Linked DNA regions of Homo sapiens: region 1 is linked to region 2. The links are chromatin loops, found by intact Hi-C in ENCODE. Cell type or tissue: Calu3. All regions are shown on one strand. Each heading gives the region's core, and the rest is flanking DNA. Links, peaks and the distances in the headings are about the cores only.

Evidence for each region. Hi-C counts contacts between places; a loop is a spot of excess contacts. Peaks named below come from ENCODE experiments on the same cell type or tissue, not always from the same donor. Only the 100,000 strongest peaks of a DNase experiment are listed, where the experiment ranks them.
Region 1: it touches region 2 in a loop (3-fold over the local background); 4 of 110 quality-filtered maps call a loop at or near these places.

Annotation. Positions count from the first base shown.
Region 1 is chr12:100,356,842-100,363,808 of GRCh38, forward strand. It overlaps SLC17A8 (solute carrier family 17 member 8), which reads left to right and starts at 233. Exons shown (of 12, transcript NM_139319.3): 1 at 233-651. The coding sequence starts at 551. RefSeq lists enhancers at 1-183, 184-684. In Calu3, for the core only: no CTCF peak of the experiment used is centred there; a DNase peak (open chromatin) is centred at 3,220.
Region 2 is chr12:101,321,319-101,328,285 of GRCh38, forward strand. It overlaps UTP20 (UTP20 small subunit processome component), which reads left to right. Exons shown (of 62, transcript NM_014503.3): 25 at 186-311; 26 at 5,763-5,929. Among named protein-coding and RNA genes, the nearest start is that of UTP20, 45 kb to the left of the region's middle. In Calu3, for the core only: CTCF peaks have their summits at 2,570 (motif pointing left) and 2,771; a DNase peak (open chromatin) is centred at 2,563.

The DNA.
Region 1 (6,967 bases), core at 843-4,842, 960 kb before region 2:
AAGCCCAGGCGGCTGAGGGGCAGGTATTGTGCCGGTTACTATAGCATCACCTTGGAAAGTCTCACTTGGTGAGAGCGGCAGGCGAGCTGGGGTGGGGCAGGAGGGGGACGCGGCTGGCTGGAGGGGCTGGAGCTAGGCCACGGATACTGCTGCTGGTCTCAGGACTCCTGGTGGTCCGGAGCTCATGTTAGCGTCCCCAGCTGCAGCCCAGGGAGGGAGAGAGGCTGCGCTCAGTCTGAGAGTGGCTGCCTGAGACAGCTGCCACAGGCTGCTGCAGAGCGTGCAGCTTTTGCAAGGGACTGAATTCCCAGCCAGACACCCCTTGGACTCTTTTTTGGAGGGGTGGGGAGCAGAGAGAGGAGGGAGTTGTCTTATCTTGGAAGATCCGAGCTGGGTTTCATCTCCTTTTTGATTTTGAGTAGTTCCCTCCACGAGAACTGACTTCCAGGTGTTCACCAAGGGAAACAAGGTGGTTCTCACACTGGAAATGAGGAAGGATGACAGTTTTTGAGACTGACTGTTAACGGCTCAGAGGTGCCCCTCATTCAAAATGCCTTTTAAAGCATTTGATACCTTCAAAGAAAAAATTCTGAAACCTGGGAAGGAAGGAGTGAAGAACGCCGTGGGAGATTCTTTGGGAATTTTACAAAGGTAAAGTTTGAATGCGAACTTTAGTTCCTTTCTGAGTAGCTTCGTATTGCCAATGTGTGAGAGACTTGGTATCACGTTTTTAAAACCACACTTTAATGAGGAGAGGATGGGTCAGATTAGATCCTTCTGGAGCCCCTTCTAGCTCCAGTAGTCTATGCCTGGAGGAAAAACAGATGCATGAATAGTATTGGGTTGTATTAGGAAAAGATCAAGACAAATATGCTGTTTATATAGCTGGATTAGCACTTTCTGGAGATGATGATATTGCATATGGTATGTTTGGCATTGAATTAGAAAATATTTAGGGAGATAATATTTTATGTTAACTCATTAGTAATGACAAATATGCCTTGAACTGAAATAATTTTTATGTTTTTCACTGAATCCACTATAAATGAAAATTAAATATTTGCAATTTTTAGCTTATTTAATAAAATACATAAAGTGGTTCCTGATTGTATAGTTTGCAAAGAGAAGGATAGTTACACATTAATTTGAAGGAAGTAACTTAAAAAATGTCTTTGAAGCAGAAAATCTCACATAATTGCAGTGGGAAAATGTTAAGTACTATCACTGAATTGAATGAGATTTTAGTCCAAACCAAAAAGTAAATATTTTTTAAAGTAAAATATATTAATGGAAGGAGAGTTTGCTATAAATGATTGAATTAATGTGACAGTTTAATTTATGAATTTTTATAGACATAGTAAATGCCTTCTCAAATTATATAAATGATTTCATAAGTGGTCCTTATGTGCAAGGTAAAATGACTGCTTTATCTCTCTGATATAAATAAATGTGAAAAATAACTTTGATACACTTTTTATTTGTTTGGATGATTATTTCTAATCCTGGTGAGTGAAAATGCCATCTGGTGTGTCCTTTTAACTTTTCTATTATCTCTTAAATTTAAAAACTTTTTCATTTAAATGACTATTTCCAGGCAATCTGAGATTCATCCCATTTCTTGTGTTTTAAAACACATATGCTCCTGTCAGTGTTAAATTTTCCATGGTATCACTGTTAATATTAACTTTCCTAATAAGAAAAAAGAGTTGGACACCTTATTATTTTAGTAATTAGAAACAAAAAAGCTTCAATCAGACCTACACTGAATTAGCATGTCTAGATGAAAACCTAGCTCAGTGACAGCAGCATAAACCAGCCAAATATAGAAAAAATTACAATAACATTTTTTTCAGAGTGTTTTATCCTTCCGTTGAGCACTCCCCAGGTAACGTCTTATTGTGTTGGCGTTCATTTGATTAGAAACGCAAAAATAATTTTTGCATAATAAGCACGATAGCTTAATTGGCTTATTCAAGTAATGACAAAGGAATCTGGCAAAGTCAAGAATAAAAACCATAGGCCGGGCGCAGTGGCTCACGCCTGTAATCCCAGCACTTTGGGAGGCGGAAGTGGGAGGATCGCTTGAGGCCAGAAGTTCGAGACTAGCCTGGGGAACATAGAGAGACCATGTCTCTACAGAAATACAAAAAATTAGCCAGCATGATGGTGCATGCCTGTCATCTCAGCTTCCCAAGAAGTGGGAGTATTGCTTGAGCCCAGACATTCAAGGTTGCAGCGAGCCAAGATTGCGTCTCTGCACTCCAGCTAGGGTGACAGAGTCAGACTCTGTCTCAAAAAATAAAAAAATAAAATAAATTTAAAAACCTATGACGTTGGGCCATAGTCACCATTATAAACAGCAAACTCTGCCTTCATTTATAAAATATTTGATATAAAAATACTTAGGAATTTTCTTTTCAACCTTAAGTTTAATTGCTTTTTGTGAAATTTGATTGCTTTTTTCAATAGGAATTATTGATCGAAGAGCCGGTTTTGCTATGTTTGATTGGAGGAGCTACATGGAGATCTTTTTGTTTACAAAATTGATTTGCTTAGGGATATAACAAAATTGGCGATTTTCCAAATTGTGTGACCTCAACCAGAAATTGGGCTATGTGTCTAGGACTGTTTGAATAGTTTCCTCAGAACAATAGAAAAACAGCTAGCACAGTACTAGGGACAGAGAATGCACTAAACAAATGCTAGATATTGTCATGGTTGTCCTAATTGTAGAATGGCTTTAGAAAAAATAAAGCCAAGGTCAAATCCCTTTTTTCAGTGATCTATAGAGAGAAATTATTGGCAGAAGAAACGAAAACAGACATTGCTTGAGCGGTGATCCAAGTTGATCCTCAGTTCTAGTGAGGAATTATCAAGACCAGCTCTGCCACGTGTTTGGCATTAATCACAGGTGTATAAGGTAATTGTATGTAAATGACCCTGCCCAGAGCCTGGCACATACTGGGCATTTCCCTCTCATTTCACTGCTTTTCACGTAAAACCAGTTGACAGAATCCCATGTAAAAAAATCACAAAGAACTGTTTTCTGTTTTGTAGGAGCTTTTGGAAGCTAGAAGCCCCTACATTGTAACTTAGAAGGCAATGTAAATCACAGCTGTCTAATAATGTTTGAGGCTGAGGTCATCATCTAAATGGAATTCTTGAGATGCTTTTTAATCACAGTGTTCCTCACAGTCAGGGGAGTGGCAATTGCACAGGGAAGCATTTGAGAGTTCGCACACAGGCTTGATTACAGTCAGGCATGATTAGCTTTCCTGGAAAACAGTCATTGATAAGAAGCAGCTGAGCAATTAATCAGCTAAAGGTAAAATAATATTTTAGAAGTGCAGGAAGAAAGAAGATGCACTCATTTATAGTTTAGTATTGAATTATATAGATGACATAGAAAGCATTAAACTTGGAAACTAATGTCCAGAAAGTGACATGCAGATTTGTTCAATTTAAATTACAATTTATGTGTCCTTTAATTGTTCATGTCTAAAAAACATAACAGTGACAAAACAGTATCTTTCAGACACTGTAAACTCATTTAATTCTATTAAAATCCCCATGAAGAGGGGATTACTATAATTACAACTTTTCTTTTTTTTGGGATAGGGTCTCACTCTGTTGCCTAGGCTGGAGTGCAGTGATGTGATCATAGCTCACTGCAGCCTCAAACTCCTGGCCTCAAGCCATACTGCCTCCTTGGCCTCCCAAAGTGCTAGGATTACAGGCATGAGCCACAGCATCTAGCAATAATTTTACAGATGAGAAAACTGAGGCACAGAGAGGTTAAGTAGCTTGCCCAAGGTCACACAGCTATAAATGGAAGAGCTAGGTTTCAAACCAGATGTTCTATGCCCATCATTCTTAATCACTACATTATGTTACCCCTGTAATCAAGTGTCTTTCCTCTTCCCACTCACTGTCTTGATATTGGGCCACTTATTTAGGTTTAGGGAGGTCTACTTGGACTGCAATGTAGCCAGCAACTTCTGGATCTGCTGTCAAGTGTGGGCTATTCTCCTAATCAGTTGCATCTTTATTGAAGGCTTTCTCCAAGGGAGGCTTAAGGGGAGTCTGGTCTCCTTACAAGTATGTCTATCTTCCCTTTAAATGAAACTAGTCCCTGCATCGTGTCTGTCTTCAGCATTCAGGAGTGTGCCAGATATGCACTTCCTGCTCCATCAACAAAGGTGAGTGTGTTAAAGCTTGCTCTGAGATCAGGTGATCCTGGGTTCCAACTGCTGCAACATCCTTTACTTCCCTGCCTGCATGACCTCAGGCAACTTGGCTGCAATGGGGTGACTCTAGGAAACCAAGTCAGATCACATCTCACCCCTGCTCAAAACTACCTCACTCAGAGTTAAAGCCAGTGCCCTTTCAATGGCCTTCAAGGTCCTCTGTGATCTAGGACTTTTGGAAGGCTCTCTGAGTTCATCTGTGACATTTTCCTGCCTCACTCTACTCTGGATTCACCGGCCTCCTGGCTCTTATTAGAACTCCCCAGATTCACTCCTGTCCCGGCTTTCGCCCTGTTTCTTTTGCTTAAATGCTTTCCTCCCAGATAGCCTGATGGCTCATTCCCTCGCTTTCTTCAAGTATGTGCTCAAAGATCCCCACTTTCCTGGCCATTCTATTTAAACATGAAGCTCACCTGCCCTCCTCCTCCTGCCCTCTTCTCTGTCCCTCTTTCCTGCTTTACTTCACCTCTGTCTTAGGTAGGTTCCCTAAAAAGCACAGCCTGAGACAGGGATTTGGGTGAGCCTAGAATGTGATTTAATGAGCTCTTCCTGAAAAAACTGGGAGGGAGTAAAACAAGAAGGGAAAGGAGAGGCTGGGTGTGGTGGCTCATGCCTATAATCCTAGCATTTTGGGAGTCCGAGGCAGGCAGATTGCCTGAGCTCAGGAGTTTGAGACCAGCCTGGGCAACATGGTGAAACCTGTCTCTACTAAAAGACAAAAAATGAGCCAGGCATAGAGGCATGTGCCTATAGTCGTAGCTACTCAGGAGGCTGAGGCAGGAGAATTGCTTGAATCCGGGAGGCAGAGGTTGCAGTGAGCCGAGATCACACCACTGCACTCCAGCCTGGACGACAGAGGGAGACTCCATCTCCAAAAAAAACAAAACAAAAAAAAACAGAAAGGAGAAAGAGCCAAGCAAGGATGCATGCTCACAATGCCCAGTGGCCAGATCCAAAGGGGAAGGCTCTGGAGCACAAGCGATGTGCTGAGTCCTTCCTTTGGGGCAAGTGGGGCAGCCTTTTATATCTCTGCCTCAGTCAGTCATCAGCTCTGGGCTGATGGGGGTGGGTGAGGGGTTTATTTGGAGGCCACTGAGCAGTGGGAAGTTCTCCAGGGTTCCTCATGCCAGGACTAGAAGCCCAGGCAAGGAGTCACCATGGTGGCAAGGGTCATGGGTCCTGATCCTCAGGAGGAACCAGAACTGTCACCTCATCACGGGAGCAGGAAGAGATGTGTTTGGCACTGAGGTGGTCCACTCGGACATCTCCTGATACTGCCTGGGCTAGTTTTATTTATTTTTTTATTTTAATTTTTAAAATAATAGAGATGGGGGTCTCACCATGTTGATTAGGCTGGTCTTAAACTCCTGGGCTCAGGAGATCTTCCTGCCTTGGCCTCCCAAAGTGCTAGAATTACAGGCATGAGCCACCGCACCCTGCCTAGTTTTAACTGCAAATGGGAAAATACAGCAACCGTGACCTGCTAGCAGCTCTGGAAGTAGAAGTGTGCTTGCCCATCAAGGGGAACTGGGGAGTGTGCTATGGTGTCTATGACAGCCCACCCACTGCACCGCTCAGATCAACTTGCTTCTCACATGAAGTTCACTCCATCCAGGTACAGCTTCTCCAAGACTCTATGGTTGTAATTCCTGAGGAGCCTTCCAAAGAAGAGTTATTAAGACAGACTCCAGGCCCCACTGTGATGACTGGTCCCTCCTCTCCACCCCTTTTTGATTTCCCTCACTTCTGTTTGCTTGTCTGATGGGTTGCCCCAGATCTTCATCCCTGAGAGGTCTAAATCCCTGGTTAACATAACCTCACCAGGTCATGGTTGCTGTATTTGCCCACTGACAGTTAAAAACTAGCCAAGGCAGTATCAGGAGATGTCCCAGCAGATCATCTGGGTGCCAAACATATTTCTTCCTGCTCCCATGATGAAGCGACAGTTCTGATTCCTCCTGAAGATTAGGATCCATGACCCTTATCACTGTAGTGACTTCTTACCATGTCTTCTGGTCTTGGCACGAGGACCCCAAAGTGACTGAGCAGCAGTCGTAACCATATGTTGACTAGGATTTCCATTGTGTTCCTAAATGGAAGAATTCTTCCTTGTGAATCGGGATTTCTAGCTCCTCAGAGCCTAAGCTGAAGAGATGAGATATTCCTCAGGTGGGTTACTGGGAATGATGGCGAGTGGGGCCACTCCTTCTCTCATGCCTTGTTTCTTTGACCTGTGTGTTCTGCCCACTGGGCACACAGCACCATATCATAACTGTTGGGTTTTTTGTTTGTTTGTTTGGGATGGAGTCCCACTCTGTCGCCCAGGCTGGATGCAGCGGCTTGATCTCAGCTCACTGCAACCTCTGCCTCCTGGGTTCAAGCAATTCTCCTGCCTCAGCCTCCTGAATAGTGGGATTACGGGCACCCACCACCATGCCCGGCTAATTTTGTATTTTTAGTAGAGATGGGGTTTCGGTATGTTGGTCAGGCTGGTTTCAAACACCTGACTTCAAATGATCCACCCGCCTTGGCCTCCCAAAATGCTGGCGTTACAGGTGCATAACTGTTGATTTATGGAATATACTGCATCCTGGAAGATAGCACCTTACCCTCCCAGGGTTTCATCTCCAAGCTGATGTCGCAGCTGCATCTTTAAGAAGCTTCTTCAGAGGCCAGGTGCCATGGCTCACACCTGTAATCCCAGCACTTTGGGAGGCCAA
Region 2 (6,967 bases), core at 1,053-5,052:
CCTTTTGAAATGTACAAATCTGTCATTTTAGGAGATTTTTTTGAGGATTTTCCTTTATGGATATCAACCATAATATGTACTATATACCTTATTTTAGTTATTACTCTGTGTACATATTTCACTCTTTCATTATTCAAAAGCACTGTTGATAAAGTGGTGATTTGTGCTGTTCTCTGTTTTTAAAGGGAAAACTTACAAAGGTTGCTTGAAGACAGAAGCTTTAAGGAAGAGATAGTGCATTTTAGCATTTCAGAAGATAATGCTGTAGTGAAAACAGCCCACCGAGCAGATCTATTTCCTATTCTGATGAGGTATTTATGCTGTTCAAACACTGATTTTTAAAAAGTTAATAACAAACACAATTGTGAGTACAGTATTATGGTTCTTTCAACAACTGTAATAGAATATTTCATTTTCTATTTTCTTTTGATTGCATTTTCTTTGGAGATGGGGTCTTGCTCTGTCACCCAGGCTGGAGTGCAGTGGCATGATCACAGCTCATTGCAGCCTAGACCTCCCAGGCTCAAGTGATGCTCCCACCTTGGCCTCCCAACGTGCTAAGATTACAAATGTGAGCCATCACCGCCAGCTGCTTTTTTTTTGAATTGTACCTTTGGGAGAAGCCAAATTGGTATAGAGACTAAATTTTGTTCCTAACATAAAGAAAGATCTTTATTTATTTTTTTTTTAGAGGGAGTCTCGCTCTGTCACCCAGGCTGGAGTGCAGTGGTGTGATCTCAGCTCACTGCAACCTCCGCCCTCCCAGGTTCAAGCTATTCTTGTGCCTCAGCCTCCTGAGTAGCTGGGATCACAAGCGTGCGCCACCATGCCTGGCTAATTTTTGTATTTTTAGTAGAGAAAGAGTTTCACCATGTTGGCCAGGCTGGTCTTGAACTCCTGACCTCAGGCGATCCACCCGCCTCTGCCTCCCAAAGTGCTGGGATTACAGGCGTGAGCCACTGCGCCTGGGCCCTAATATAAAGAAGATCTTACCATAGTATTATTGTGACAATAATATAATTAAATTTAATATTTTCCTAAATTTTACTGTTGAGATACAGTAGAAATATTTCACTCTGTTTTCCAAATATCATGTGATATTTAATGATGTTATTATTCCTTTAATTATAAATGGTAGAGCAAAAAGATGATCCATAAATAATACAAAGTTTATATATGCTGGGTATAAAGAAAAATGAAGCTTAAATCTTTCATCTCACCAGCTCTGGAATGATGAGAATTGGAAAGATCATGGGATTGGGATTTAACAGGTTTGCTTTTGGTCCAGCCCCCTACTGTGTAGTTCTATCAGATAGAGAAAGTCTTTTAGATCCACTGGGCTTCTGTTTCCTTAATAGGAGCTGGTTCAGATATGCTCAGGGACTCTGCTAGCACTTATCTAATGGCTCTGTTTAGTTCCATTTGTAGCCAGCATTAAGATTCCATTTATAGCAAGCTTTAAGAACTTTACTATAATAGACATAAAAATATTTGAGGGAGTGAATAAGTGAATATACAAAATTACAGTTATTGGTGGATTACAGAAACAATAAAAATAGAAAGCAGAAATCATCTTATATCCAAACACTCAAAAATAACTATCAACTTTATAATCTCAAAAACAATAGTAAATAGGAAACATCCGCAATACTTGTATATTTTAAATTTCTAAGAGTAAAAAGCAGATGGTTGTATGAAGTCCAGAGTAGTTGAATACAAGCTACCAAAAAACATCTAAATAATACACCCATACAAGTTTTTGAAAGAAAATTGAGATGATATTTTATAAAACGTTTTATAACCTTTTTTCACTTAATATTTTACAAGAATTTTCTTAGATCATGAAATGTTTCAAAATGTGATTCTTCATCATATAGACAAGCTGTCATTTACTTGTGTTGAGCATTTTGCCTGTCTGTAGTTTTTGTTGTTTATTTTGGTTTTTTTGCAAAATAGAAAATCTTACATTGAATACCTATAAATCTTATTCGATTGATGGATTAGAATAGATTCTTGATAGGAAAATTGATGAAAATTTTAAAACTTTTTGGTGTATATTACCAAATTGTTGTTCAGAACTACTTCTTTCCAACCATAAGTTTGAACCACTTTATATTCCTACCAGCAGTAGGATGCCTGTTTCACACCATTCCAACACTAGGGTGTTTGTTGTTATTATTTTTTGATTGTTTTAATTCTTGCTAATTTGTCAGTGATAAATGATATCATGTTGTATGACTTCACATATTTTAGGTTTACTAGTGAAGATGAATTGTTTTAAAAGATTATGGGTCATTTGTGTTTATTTTCTCATGAAATTTTTTTTTAATGTCTGACAACTTGTATTTTCTAAAACCAGGTAAATAATATTCCTCTCTGTTTTCTTCTCATTCTGTTTGTTTTAATTTGATTATTTTATTCATCTGGAATTTATTTTGATGTATGAAATGAAGTAAGGATTAAACCTAATTTCTTTCCAAATAGTGTTACCCAATTGTCGCAATACCATTTCACTTAAAAAATCCAGACTTTCAGCTGGACGCCCCCTGGTGGCTTACGCATGTAATCCCAGCTCTTTGGGAGGCGGAGGTGGATGGATCCCGAGGTCAGGAGTTGGAGACCAGCCTGACCAACATGGTGAAACCCCAACTCTACTAAAAATACCAAAATAAGCTGGGCGTGGTGGCACGTGCCTGTAATCCCAGCGATTTGGGAGGCTGAGGCAGGAGAATCACTTGAACCCGGGAGGTGGAGGTTGCAGTGAGCTGAGATCGCGCCACTGTACTCCAGCCTGGATGACAGAGCGAGACTCTGTCTCAAAAAAATAAAAAAATAAATAAATAAATAATAATAATTTTTTTAAAAAAGTCTAAACTTTCTCTACTGATTTGAGAGCCACATTTATTTATTTATTTATTTATTTATTTATTTATTTCAGAGACGAGGTCTCTCTCTGTCACCCAGGCTGGAAGGCAGTGGTGCCAGCACAGCTCACTGCAGCCTCGATCTCTTGGGCTCGAGCGATCCTCCCGCCTCAGCTCCCCATGTACCTGGGACTACAGGCACGTGCCAAAACGCCCAGTTAATTTTTGTATTTTTTTGTAGAGACGGAGTTTCACCAGCTGAAAATTTTTGTATTTTTTTGTAGAGATGTTGTCCCGGCTGGTCTCAAAACTCCTGAGCTCAGGCTGTCCCCCCACCTTGGCTTCCCAAAGTGCTATGATTACACACATGAGCCACCACGTCCAGCCAGAGTGCCACTTTTAATATGCACTAAATATCCATGTATAATTGACTCTTCAGTTGGCTTTTGCTGGTTTTACATTAATCTGCCTTGTTCCAATTCTGCACTGGTTTGTTTATAATAACAATCACAAATCTCATTAGTCCTTTCTTTCCAAAATATTTTGGTTTTTTCTAGAATCTAGATGAACATTTACTTTGATTTTCCCAAAGTAATTTCCCCTTTTGATTTGAGGAGAAGTTGCATCAGTATTTATATTCATTTATTCAAATCATTCCTTTTTTGTAGTCTTTCAATAAAGTGTTTTCATTTTATAACTACGTTTTGTTCTTGTAGAGGGAATTTTCCATTTTATATTTTTTAGCTTATTTTTGCTACATAACTAATTATATATAAAAGCTATTGATTTTTGTGTTATTTAGCCATCCACATGACAAAACTTTTATTAGCGTTAGTAGTTGTCATTGGGTTTTCTTGTATTTTCTCTATTAAAAAAATCACAAATGGTAATAGCAGTCACAGATTATGTTAGTCCCCTGTTTACAAACCTTTTGACATCTCATTTTACTCAGAATATAATAGAAAGTCCTTACTGCTACCTACAGGGCTTGATATGGTGGCTTCAAATGATATCTATAACCATATTTCTTCCTGTTTACCACCTCTCTCAGAACCCACTTTAAATTCTTTGCACTTGCTCATCCCTCTGCATAGAAGACATGCCAGCTGACATCTCATTCATTTGGTCTCATCTCAAATGTGTCCTTATCAGCGATGCCTTCTTCAAGTAGTTTGAGCCTCTGCTGCTGGCCAAAAGTTTTTTATGCTACTACTACTAAGACATTATCTTTTTCACTGTGTTGACATTTGTACTGACAAGGCAAAAACAATGGTGGGTAAAACTCCTAGTACCCTAGCACATGAATCAAGACGGTGGCACCAAATTCTACTAGTCATTCTTCATTGCCACATACTTGGAGTTATTTAACAAACAAACACACTTGATGAGTCTTGACCCTGAGTACATGTATGATAAAGTGGGAAGAATGCATAAAATACTTTTGCTGTGCATGGGCTGTCTCAATGAATGGCACCCGTGTGAGTATTTGATGTACAAGCTGAACTAGCTACTTTTCTTATTTGTAAGACATATACGCTAGGATTCTTTTCACAGGCATTTTCTTGAACATGAACGCAGTGAGCCTGCCACTTCAAGGAAAACAACTGTCAGCATTTATTTCCAATAACTAAATTCTAGCATTCAAGTGGAAATTAGGATTGGAGAAAACTTTTATCTGGTACTATGAACCTGACATCTTCCCAATGCTTAAAGACTTTTCTGATGAGATGATTAATGATATTAACAAATGTTAATAAACAAATTTCTTTTTTTGGTTTGCAGTGAAATGTGTCAACATTTGACATTTCTGCATAACTTAGTAAACGAATATTTTCCAAGTAACTGATGCATGTAATAGTATCATGTATGGGTAAAAGATTCATTCAAAGTGCAAGATAGATGGATTTTAGTGTAACAGAGTTCATCAAGTTTGTTGAACATATATTAAAATGATTATATTAACTTTTACCAGGAACGATTAATCTGTATTAATCTAGTAGATTTTACTAATGACTCTTTCTTGCATTTCCTGGGGCAATCCTTATTTGATTTCAGTGCAGCACTGGATACTATAGTTACAAATGTTGTATTTTATGTTTGTAAGCAAGATTGGCATGTAGTTTTATTTTCATTAACCCTTCTCAATATCACAATTATGCCACATTAATAAATGAGAAAAGACTGTTTCCCTCTTTCTCTCTGCTATGAAACTTCATAGCATAGAAATTATTTTTTTTCCTTGAAAGTTTAAAAAGCCCACTTGTAAACTGTATTAGCTTTGTGTTTTCCAATAAGTATCGGTCTCTGTGGGTTTTCTTCTCAAGTTCCTTTTATTTATTTATATTTATGTGTTTTCCTGAAAATTAGCTTTTTCATTGAACTGTTTCCAGCTTCCTTATTTTACTTACAATTGTATTCTCTTATTTCCTTTTAATCTATATATTCTCATTTTCATTTTTTCTTCATTAGACTTACCTTTGATTTGCCTACTTTTTCTCCCATAACAAACCACCTTCTGGCCTTTGTCCTTCCTGCTTCCCTTAGCTTTGTTTTTTGTTGTGTTTTGTTTGAATTTTTGAATTTTTTTATAGAGACGTGGTCTCACTAAGTTGCCCAGGCTGGCTTTAAACTCCTGAGCTCAAGTGATCCTCTGGCCTCAGCCCCTCAGGTAGCTGGGACTACAGGCACGTAGCACTGCACCCAGCTCTCTTAGCCTTATTTTGTTGTTGACTTTTTTCATTGTCTGTGTTAAATATCTAATTTCTATTTTCATGTTTCTGTGTTTTATAATATATCCATTTAAATCTATTGAGTTGCTCTTCTAGCCTTTTAGGCAAATAAAACAACTCATATTTTAGAATTAATGTGCAAACAAATAATGTGCTTTTGCCTTTTCAGAATTTTGTATGGGCGAATGAAGAATAAGACTGGGAGTAAAACTCAGGGGAAATCTGCTTCAGGCACCCGCATGGCCATTGTCCTGCGGTTCCTGGCCGGGACCCAACCTGAGGAGATCCAGATATTCTTAGACCTGCTGTTTGAACCTGTGAGGCATTTCAAGAATGGTAACTATCAGCTACCTCTCACTCTAATACCTGTTGTCTGCGGTGGACTTCTCACATCTCAGGCTACATTTCCCATGCTCCTGGGCGTCTTTCTAACAGGGTTGTTCCTCCCAATCTTGATGGCAATCTTTTTGCTGAAGTGCAACTCATTTTAAACTTCAATTAAATTGCGTGAAACTGACTGTTGGCCCTGTGGATTATCGGCACCCTTGTGTTAGAGCCCCTGATGAGAAATGTGTATTTTTATTGCATATTTAGGCCATTTGAAAAATGGTTATTACTTACCCATATAATACAAAGAATAGGTTTCTTCTAAGAAATTCAAAGCACACTGCAAATTAATCTTAATTGTTTGGCATTTATTCATTCCCTGAGTCATTCATCTATTCGGTAATGATTTATTGAATACCTCCTGTGCCCTGGACACTCTGTTAAGTTAAAAATAGAAAAGTACAATCTCTGCCCTCAACCTGATAGTTGAGATGAAATGGATGTAATCGTGTATACATTGAGCTAGAGTGCTCTGTGGTATGTTCTTTGGTATGCAGTGTCAGTAATTATTAATAACAGTAATGACTAACATGTATTGAGTGCTTACTTTATGCCAGATGTTATGACAGACCCATTTACTTATAACTCAGTTGATCCTTCAGACAATCAACCACATGAGCTGTCATTACTTGATTATCCCCATTTTACACATGGGGAAACTTAGGCTTAGAAAGGTATTTCACCCATCGTAACTCAGATGAAAAGTGGTAGAGTTGGGATTCAAACTCAGACCTTTCTGGTTATGAAACCTCTGTTCCAGTCCCCAAATTGCTTTGCTTGAGGTCAAACATAGAGAATTATTTATAGGGTATTCTGTTGCATTTGTTTTTGTATTTTTTCTATGATAATAGGTCCAGCTGTTAACAGGTTTTTCATTCAGTATAATATTGCCCTGTAAAGGAGGTTGGCTCTGATGAATGCCAAAAAAAGTTTCTGTTCAATGTATAACTCCCACTGTAGGAGGTAGGTATAGATGATACTCTTATG